Linked DNA regions of Homo sapiens: region 2 is linked to region 1. A link is an interaction called in ENCODE POLR2A ChIA-PET data of the cell type or tissue named here. Cell type or tissue: Caco-2. All regions are shown on one strand. Links, peaks and the distances in the headings refer to the core of each region. The heading gives the core; the rest is flanking DNA. Region 1 has its middle 47 kb from the start of EHF. Region 2 overlaps LOC102723568 (a long non-coding RNA gene).

What was found. Peaks named below come from ENCODE experiments on the same cell type or tissue, not always from the same donor. Only the 100,000 strongest peaks of a DNase experiment are listed, where the experiment ranks them.
Region 2: POLR2A ChIA-PET joins it to region 1 with 5 read pairs; 5 of 35 experiments call an interaction of 5 or more read pairs at or near these places.

The regions. Positions count from the first base shown.
Region 1 is chr11:34,666,068-34,670,461 of GRCh38, reverse strand. No RefSeq gene overlaps it. Among named protein-coding and RNA genes, the nearest start is that of EHF, 47 kb to the right of the region's middle. In Caco-2, for the core only: no CTCF peak of the experiment used is centred there; a DNase peak (open chromatin) is centred at 2,221.
Region 2 is chr11:34,828,344-34,832,737 of GRCh38, reverse strand. All of the region lies in intron 6 of LOC102723568 (a long non-coding RNA gene), which reads right to left. Among named protein-coding and RNA genes, the nearest start is that of APIP, 86 kb to the left of the region's middle. In Caco-2, for the core only: no CTCF peak of the experiment used is centred there; no DNase peak of the experiment used is centred there.

The sequences.
Region 1 (4,394 bases), core at 100-4,099:
GAGGATTTCCTGGCTGCCAGGACCAGAGATCACCTTTCTTTTTTCTGCCATCTTGTATCCTAACTTTGCATCACTCACACACCAAACATACTCCCTAAGACCAACACTCTTAGTAGACATGTAGGGTATTCCTGTTGCAGGAGCTCCCTGAGAGTCCAATCTGTGATTCCATCATTAGCATTGCTGGGACCAACCAGACTCAAGAAAAGGCAACATCTCTCAAGAGTTTTGAATTTCAAATTACACATGGTGCCCCAGGGACCTGTTTATTTTTGTGTTTTTGGCAAAAGTCTACTTCCTTCCTGTTTCTAAGAAAGCAGACTCAAAGAAAGAAGGGACTTCTCTTAGCTGTTCAAACCTCAGGCAGTGCTTCCTTTAGCAGTTTAGGAGTTTCACTGAAAGAAATGCCATTGCTTGGGAGCTGGGTTCAAATCCTAATTCTGCCACTTGGGAAATTTACATAATTATTCTGAATCTCAGTATCTTCCTCCCCAGGGAAAGATGATAATAATGACAGCACCTTGCTCATAGAGTTAAGTGAAATACAGGTAAAGTGCGACACTTTGTCTGACACAGAGTAAACACTTAATCAGTATCAGCCTTCATGGTTACCTGTGAGCCAGGTCCCCAAGAAGCAGTGTTAGCAGATGGGGATACAATTCTTAGATCCGAAAGGACAGCATCCCTTGGAATTGGCTAAGTATGTCCAGGGATCCAGGCTCTGCTGATTTTTTCTCCACTCCCCTCCCACCTACTCAACCCTAAAACTCCACTAGAGATGACTCAGCATTCACTTTAGCTCCCAATCCGTTCTAGGGGCATAAGGGAAGCCATTTTTAAATAGTGTGGCTGAGATATAAACATTTAAAGAAATGTTGGACTTGATTCAAACTTATTTTCATAAATTCCTGGAACTTTCTGTTTGGAATGGCCTGAGATGATCTAGTCCAATCTATTGATTTACAGTGATTTACAGGCAAAGAAACTAAGGCAATAGCGTTTTTAAAACTTGCGTAGGGTCCATGGCTACTTAGAGTTACAGCCATGCCTGGAAACCAGGCATACTGTCTCCCTGCAGTTCCCCGTTATTGATCATACTGCAATGTAATACCCTAGTTATTTGGTTCTCTTCCCCATAAGTATAAGCTCCCACTTAGAACCTCTGCTTTTTCATGAGGAAGCTGAGGCTTAAAGAGTTTAAGCCACTTGTCCAAGGTCACCCACCTTGTAAGTGAAGGTATGTGAATTAAAACAAGAGTTGTTCCAACTCAAAAGCCTGTGCTTTTTACTCTGTTAGCCTGTATTCCAGTTTCCTTACTAAAGAAAGAATGGAGCCAGGAACAGCGGCTCATGCCTATAATCCCAGGCATGGATTTGGAGGCCAAGGTGGGAGGGTTGCTTGAGTCCAGGAGTTCGAGACTAGCCTGGGCAACATAGAAAGCCCCTGTCTCTAAAAAAGAATTTTAAAATTAGCCAGTTGTGGTGATGTGTACCTGTAGTCCCAGCCACTCGGGAAGCTGAGGCTGGAGAGCTGCTTGAATCCAGGAGGTCAAGAGTGCAGTGAGCCCTGATTATGCCACTGCCCTCCAGCCTGGGTGACAAAGTGAGATCCTGTCTTTAAAAAAAAAAAAGAGAGAGAGAGAAGAATGAGCATCAATGGAGGCAGCATGGTGGAGTAAAACTGGAAGTGAGATGAGCTCTCATGCTGACCTACTGTGCGAACTTGGACCACTCACAACCTTGTCTTCAGTCTGTCTGGTGCAATATGGCAGCACCTAGTGCCGTGAACCTTGATTGTCATCAATTCATAGTTGAAAGTGTTGAATAAGTAAAGCACTTATTTCTTGCACCATGAAGCCATGTCCTTCACTTCTCCTTGCTTTCTCTCTCATAGGAAACCTTGGTGGAGAGTCCAGCATAGGCCCAGAATCTTGCAATCCACATCCAGGTGAGACGTGTCCTCAGGTCAAACCTAAGAGATGCCCTCTGTTTTCACAGCTTCAGCAGGGATCACTGATTCTATCTAGTGTGAATGCACTGTTTGTTTTCCTTCTTCTCTTTCTGTTTGCCATTGGAAAAGTCCATTAGTGCTGAGTGACATGACTAAACAGTAAAGGAGAGAACAGTTGATGTGTTAATAACTCTTAGGTAAATACCATTTGTTATTGTCACCGCTGAGGCTTTCAGAGAGATGGCACCATTCCTGGTCCTGGACTGTCCTCTTGTTGGCTCTGTCTTTCAGCAACCTGGAAAGACAGGTTTGGAGGGGGAAGGAGTCTGAAAGGGATAGGTGAGCAAGAAGAAGGAAGGGTATGGGAAAGGAACAGGGACTCTGAAAGAGACACAGAGAGCAAGAGAGAGAAGGGCAGGCAGACATACAAACATACAACACATAAACACACACACACATACACACACATACACACAGTGAAGCAGAGGAGAGAAGACAGAAGTGATGATTAATGGGATCTTTTACCAGATTCCAGGAACACTCTGTGTCCCTTCCTCAGAAGTGCTGGGACTTTTGCATCCATCATTTCTTAACAGCGCTGACATGGTCCCTCTGGTTCCATACATCGGCCCTTCCACCAATGTCTAGGATGTGCAGTTCTTCCTGCCTGACTTGGCTGTGGCCCAGAGGGAAGATGATGTTGGCTGGATTTGAGGAATCAGCACAAGAAAGTTGCGTGGTATCACCATGGAGTCCAGGAGGAAAAAGGAGCTTCCCTGAAGATGTCTCTGCTTTGAGGATGGAAGAGCCCTGTGAATATGGGGGGACCATGGCCAAGAAGATTCACATTGGGTGGGATTTTTGAAGAGGAAAGTGGGAAGACTGGTTTCCCCTTCTAGCCAAGAGCCTGGGTGACCTTGAGTTTGCTCTTTAAGCTCTCTAAACTCTTATGAGAAGAGTTTGTACCAAATAATCTTCCAGCTCTGGGGCTATGATTTTAAGGCAGATCAGATATCAAATCCTCTTTGAATCTTAGTCCTTACCCAGCGACGGTCAGTTATGCCCTTTAACACAGGGTAAAATGACTTGAAGACACCATGTTGACTAGTTATCATTGTATTCCCATACTAGACACTCTAAATATTAATACCTCTCTTTGGGTCATCATAAATTCAAAAATAAGTTTCTTACTTTGTTTAGTGCTTACTTATTTTCTTAATGCTTTCAAAGGAAGACAATAGAACATTATGTTTAAGACCTAAATTCCGGTTTCAGCCAGGCAGAGATTCAAATAGCAGCTCTTCCACATCAGCAGAATGAACTCAGGTACAATTCTTCACCTCTCTGAACCTCAATTTCCCAAACTTGTCTCGTGAGGTTAGAGTGAGGGTTACAAGAAAAAATAAAATCAAAGTGCTTTGCACAATGCCTGCACATATAAACCCTTTAAAATTATTAAATGCGCCGGGTGTGGTGGCTCACACCTGTAATCCCAGCACTTTGGGAAGCTGAGGGGGACGGATCACCTGAGGTCGAGAGTTTGAGACCAGCCTGACCAACATGGAGAAATCTCGTCTCTACTAAAAAAAAAAAAAAAATACAAAATTAGCCAGGCATGGTGGTGCATGCCTGTAATCCCAGCTACTCAGGGGGCTTAGGCAGGAAAATCGCTCAAACCCAGGAGGCGGAGGTTGTGGTGAGCTGAGATTGCACCATTGCACTCCAGCCTGAGCAACAAGAACGAAACTCCATCTCAAAAAAAAAAAAATTATGAAATGAACAGGGGCTAGAATCTGTTTGCTTGATTCCCACAACACTGAGAAGAAGGTATGTCCCCATTTCATAGAAGAAGAAACTAAGGAATGGAGAAATGACAGGTTCATAGTCTCCAGCCAGTTAGAGTTGAAGTCAGGACCAGGAAGAAAACAGTCTGTACCTCCCTTATATCATTATGAAGTTTCTTGAGGCTGACCTTTCAAGAGGCTAAACTTTGAGGCAAAGAATGGGGAGAAAGAAGGGGGCTGAGGATTTAATCTTGGGGAACACAGACAGAAGAATGGGAAGAGAAAGAACTGAAGAACGAATACTCAGGAAAGCAGAGGGCAAGAATTTCATTGGTGCGGAAAACAAGGGCTTAGATTATTTTCCAAAATTAAAGGGGGTAGGGTGTCACCAGTGTCAAAAATCATAAAGTCAAAAAAAGAAAGGCCTTGGAATTTGAAAATAAGCATGTCCTTTATTTATTTATGTATTTATTTATTTATTTATTCTACAAATATTTATGGGGTCAGGGGGACATGTCAGGCACATTGTCGCTCTAGGAACACATTGGCCAACATGGAAGTTTCTGGCTCCTGCTCTCCAAGAGCTTATGTTCTAGCAGGGATAAGAAATACTATAAAAGTAATGAATTTTGGGAGGTGGGAGACCAGAGTTTTATTAT
Region 2 (4,394 bases), core at 179-4,178, 160 kb before region 1:
GGCCCTGCTTGAGATAGGCCTTGATTCATGCCGCTCAGCTCTGTGACCCCATACCCAAAAGTGCTCCCTGGTTCCATGGGTCTGTGAGCCCAGTGGAGCCTACCATGCTGTTGGTCATGGACCATTCCCAGCCACTGCCTCCCCACTTCCTGGAACATGGGAAACTCGAATTTTTGGTGGTGGACGGGAAAAAAAGACTAGAAAAAAACCCAGCCCTACACAATTTATTAAGGATTTTCTCTCTGTCCAGGACAATGCAAAGTGCTAATCAGGGATTTGGAGGTGAAGACCTGACATCTAAGTGACAGCAGCAGGGGTCTTTTCAATCTTGTGTTTGACTTAGATCAATAGGCTATGAGCCGTCGAAGTTTATTTTCTTCTCCATATCTTTACATATCTGGGTTTGTACATCTAGAACTACATGTCAGAGTGGCTTCTCTTATATCTGAATATGTGAAGAAGTCCACTATTGACCAATAGTATGAATTATGAGAAAAAGATGAGACGGCTGATTTTTAAAAAGTAATTGTAAATGTTCCCCTAACTTAGATTCTTGCTATTGCTTGTGGGTGAAACTTACAAGCTGCCTCCAATGTGAGCCACATAATTTCTCCCTGCCCTCACCCTAGTTCCTTTCTTGGTGCGATAGCAGTTAGGTAACAGAATGGGTCACAGAGACCTCATTTTGAGTACCGACTCCACCGCTAACTGGCAGTGTCACCTGGGGCAAGTTACCCAGCCTCTTGGTGCCTCACCTTCACCAGCAAAATGGGGATAATTGTCGCACCTGCCTCCTGGGGTTCTTGTGAGGTTAAATAAAAGGCAGATGAGGCAAAGCATACCAAGAGCTAAGTGCAATACCTGGCGTGTAATGAGTTCCCCACAAGTTTGGCTCTTGTTATTTAGAATATCAAGGGAAAGGCAGCATAATCATTTCCTAAATAGCAGCCAACATAAAAGCAAGGGAAAGAGAACAAGTGAGAATGAAGAGGAGCGTTCTTGTGGAGTGGGGGACATCTATGTGGGCTCGGCAGCTTCCACACAGAACACCTTGCTACTTCTGACAAGAACCGTGTGACTGTCTCCATCTGCCCAATGAGGAAAGTTAAACTCAGAGAGCCCAAATGACGCACCAGCAACCACACAGCGAAGATGCAAGCTGGCCTTGAAATACCGGAGTGGCATAGTTAGGGAGCACTAATGCTGGTGTCAAGAAACCTGGAATCCATCCCTGCATGCCTGCCACCTTGGACCAGCTATGTGACATGAGAGACATCTGTTAAGTTCTGTGTCTCGGTTGCCTCATGTGTGACTGTACCCAGTTTGTGGTACTTTGTTATGGCAGGCCTAGGGAATGAATATCACACATGGGGATAATAATAGTACCCCACAGGGTTATTGCGAAGATGAAATGAGTGCGTGTGAGTGTGTGTGTTGTGTGTGACGCACGGTAGTTACCAGTAGTCTTTATAAACGTGTGAGAAAAAAAAAATACTTGGGAAATTCAGACCCTCTGAGTCTAATCTACTCTTTGAATACAGAACTAAAAGAAACACCCATCTTTTACCCCTTTTACAGAGGAGAAAACTAAGCCTGAGAAAATAGAAGGTTTTTTGTTTCAGTTTAGGAACTAAATTAGGGGGAGGAGTTGTGTATGTGTGTGTGTGTGTGTGTGTGTGTGTGTGTGTGTGTGTGTGTGTGTGTGTGTGTGTGTTTTAAGCACCTGAAATAAAAACACAAAGAGACAGAACAGCAAGGCCAGATGGGATAGAAGCTAGATGGAGAATCCACAAACATGCGGAGGATGAGAAGGTTAACAAAACAGTGATGTCATTTCTGACAGATAACCGGAAAGAATGGAGGTGGTGCTGTCAAGCATCTCGGAGGCCTCCGGGCAGCGCGCCCAGTGCCAACAGCAGCCTGGCCTAGCATGCAGCCATGTGTCTCCACGGGCCTTCAAACCCAGCTCAGACACTTCTGGGGACATTCCGATCCAGCCTCTTGAGGGAGATAAGCTGTGTGCCCCTTTCTTTCCAACTGACTCCCCATTCAGTTCCCAGTCTCAGCCACCCCACCCCTGTGCAGACTGGCCAAGAAGGGGCTGTCTACAATGAGAATGTCTTTCCTGAAAGCGGAGGGCTGGCTTCAGATATGCTGTCACAAACCTTGGTCTTTCTTTCTGCTTCCATTGCTGGCCAGGTGGTTCTGTTTGGCCTGAGCTGGTACATAGTAAGTAACCCTGGGGAATGGCTCCATGTCAGACGCTGGCAGGAAAAGACAGAGGGGAATGCACAGGCAGGAGAAGCTTCCAGGGATGGGGAGACGGGGGGCCCCAACGGTTGTTGTCTTTGGCCCCTTCCAATGCTTTTCCTGCCTTGTGAAGACGTCTATGTCTAACCCACATGTAGTACACCCCCCAGCTTCTGCCTTACATTCCCCTCCCGTGAAGATATGAGGTCACCTGCTGGGCTCTTTCCTGTGTATCTGAGTATAGCTGGCAGGTCATTTGATATCTTGTCTCCCTCTCCTGCAGGTGACCTCTGAATGGCCTCAGGTTGGGGGCTGAGACTACAGAGGCTTGTGGGCAGAGTGTGCAGCTTCTACCTGCAGTGGGTGGAGAGCAGCTCCAGCTCACCTTTGCAGGTCCCGAACCAGATTTTCCCAGCTGGTCCTCACTTTGTGTTACTTCCTGCCTCTCAGGAAAGACAATTCATGAAATCTTTATGCTTTGGTGGAATGTTGGTTGCAGAGACATTCATAGAGCAGCAAAATAGCCTTTTTTGGATGAAACTGTGACCTACTTCAGGGTTCTGGAAAACAATCTCTTGCCTTCATGAATGCTGAGAACATACAGTATAGACAGGGAAGTGCAGTAGATCAGAATGAATAATAATCTTTTGAGGAAAAATTTGGGAGATCTGCCTTATTTTTTATTTTAAAAAATCAAGTTATGTTACAAGTGGCAAAATTCACCCTAAATTCAGACTAAAAAGTGTAGTTTTATGACTTTTCACAAATACACACATACATGGGACCATCATCACAATTAAGATAGAGTAGTATGGTTCCAGCTCCAAAACGTTCTCTTGTGCTCCTGTCATGGGGAGAATTATGTCCCCCAAAACTCCTATGTTGAAGTCCTAACCCTCACTACCTCAGAATGTCTCCTTTTTTGGAAATAGGGTCTTTATAGAGGTAATAATCAAGTTAAAATGAGGTCATTAAGGTAAGCCCTAACCCAAAATGACTGATGCTCTTATAAAAAGGGACATTTGGACACAGACACATACAAGGGGAACACGATGTGAACATGGAGGCAGCCATCTTCATGGCTGGAGAGAAGAAGAGACACCAAGGAGAGGAGCCTGGACAGATCCTCCCCTTGCAGCTCTCAGAAGGAGACAACTCTGCCAACATCTTGACTTTAGACTTCCAGGCTTCAGGACTCTGAGACAATACATTTCTGTTGAAGTCACACAGTTTGCGGTATTTTGTGATGGCGGTCCTAGGAAATGGATACAATACCTTTATAGTCAATCACCTCCCCTGGACCCTGCCCCTGGCAGCCACTGATCAGATTTTTGCCCCTATAGTTTTACTTTTCCCAGAATGTTATATAAATGGAATCACACACATACTGTATGCGGCCTTTTGAATCTAGCTTCCTTCATTCAGCACAGAGCTTTTGAGATTGATCCATTTTTTTTCTTTTTCATTCCTTTTTAAAATTGCTAAATAGTATTCCATTGTATGGATGCACAGTTTATCTACCCACGAGTTGAAGGATACTTGTATTATTCCAGGGTTTGGTTGCTGTGACTAAAGCATCTATAGATGTTCACATATCAACTTTTTTGTGCGCGAATGTAGGTTTTCATTTCTCTTGCATAAATGTTTAGGGGATTTCCTGGGTCGTATGATAAGCAGGTTTAAATTTGTAAGAAACTACCAAATCATTTCCAAGTGGTTGTTCCATTTTTGCATTCCCATCAACAGTGTATGAAAATTTAAGTGCTTCACATCCTCATTGTACTTCATATTATCTGCTTTTTGGTTTTGCCAACCTGCTAGGTATACACAGGTATTTCATTTTGTTTTTAATTTGCATTTTCTTAATAACTAAAGATGTCGAACATCTTTTCATGTGGTTATTTGGCATCCATGTAACTTCTCTTGTGAGGTATCGATTTAAACCTTTTCCTTATTTCTAATTGTGTTGTTTGTTTTCTTATTATTCAGTTTAGACAGGATAAACATCCTTTATCAAATGTGTATTTGGTAAATACTTTCTACCAATTGGTGTCTTATCTTTTTATTTTCCCAACAGTATTTTTTGAAAAGCAGATGTTTTAAATGTTTATGTAGTCATTTATTGATTTCTTTTCTTTGATGGA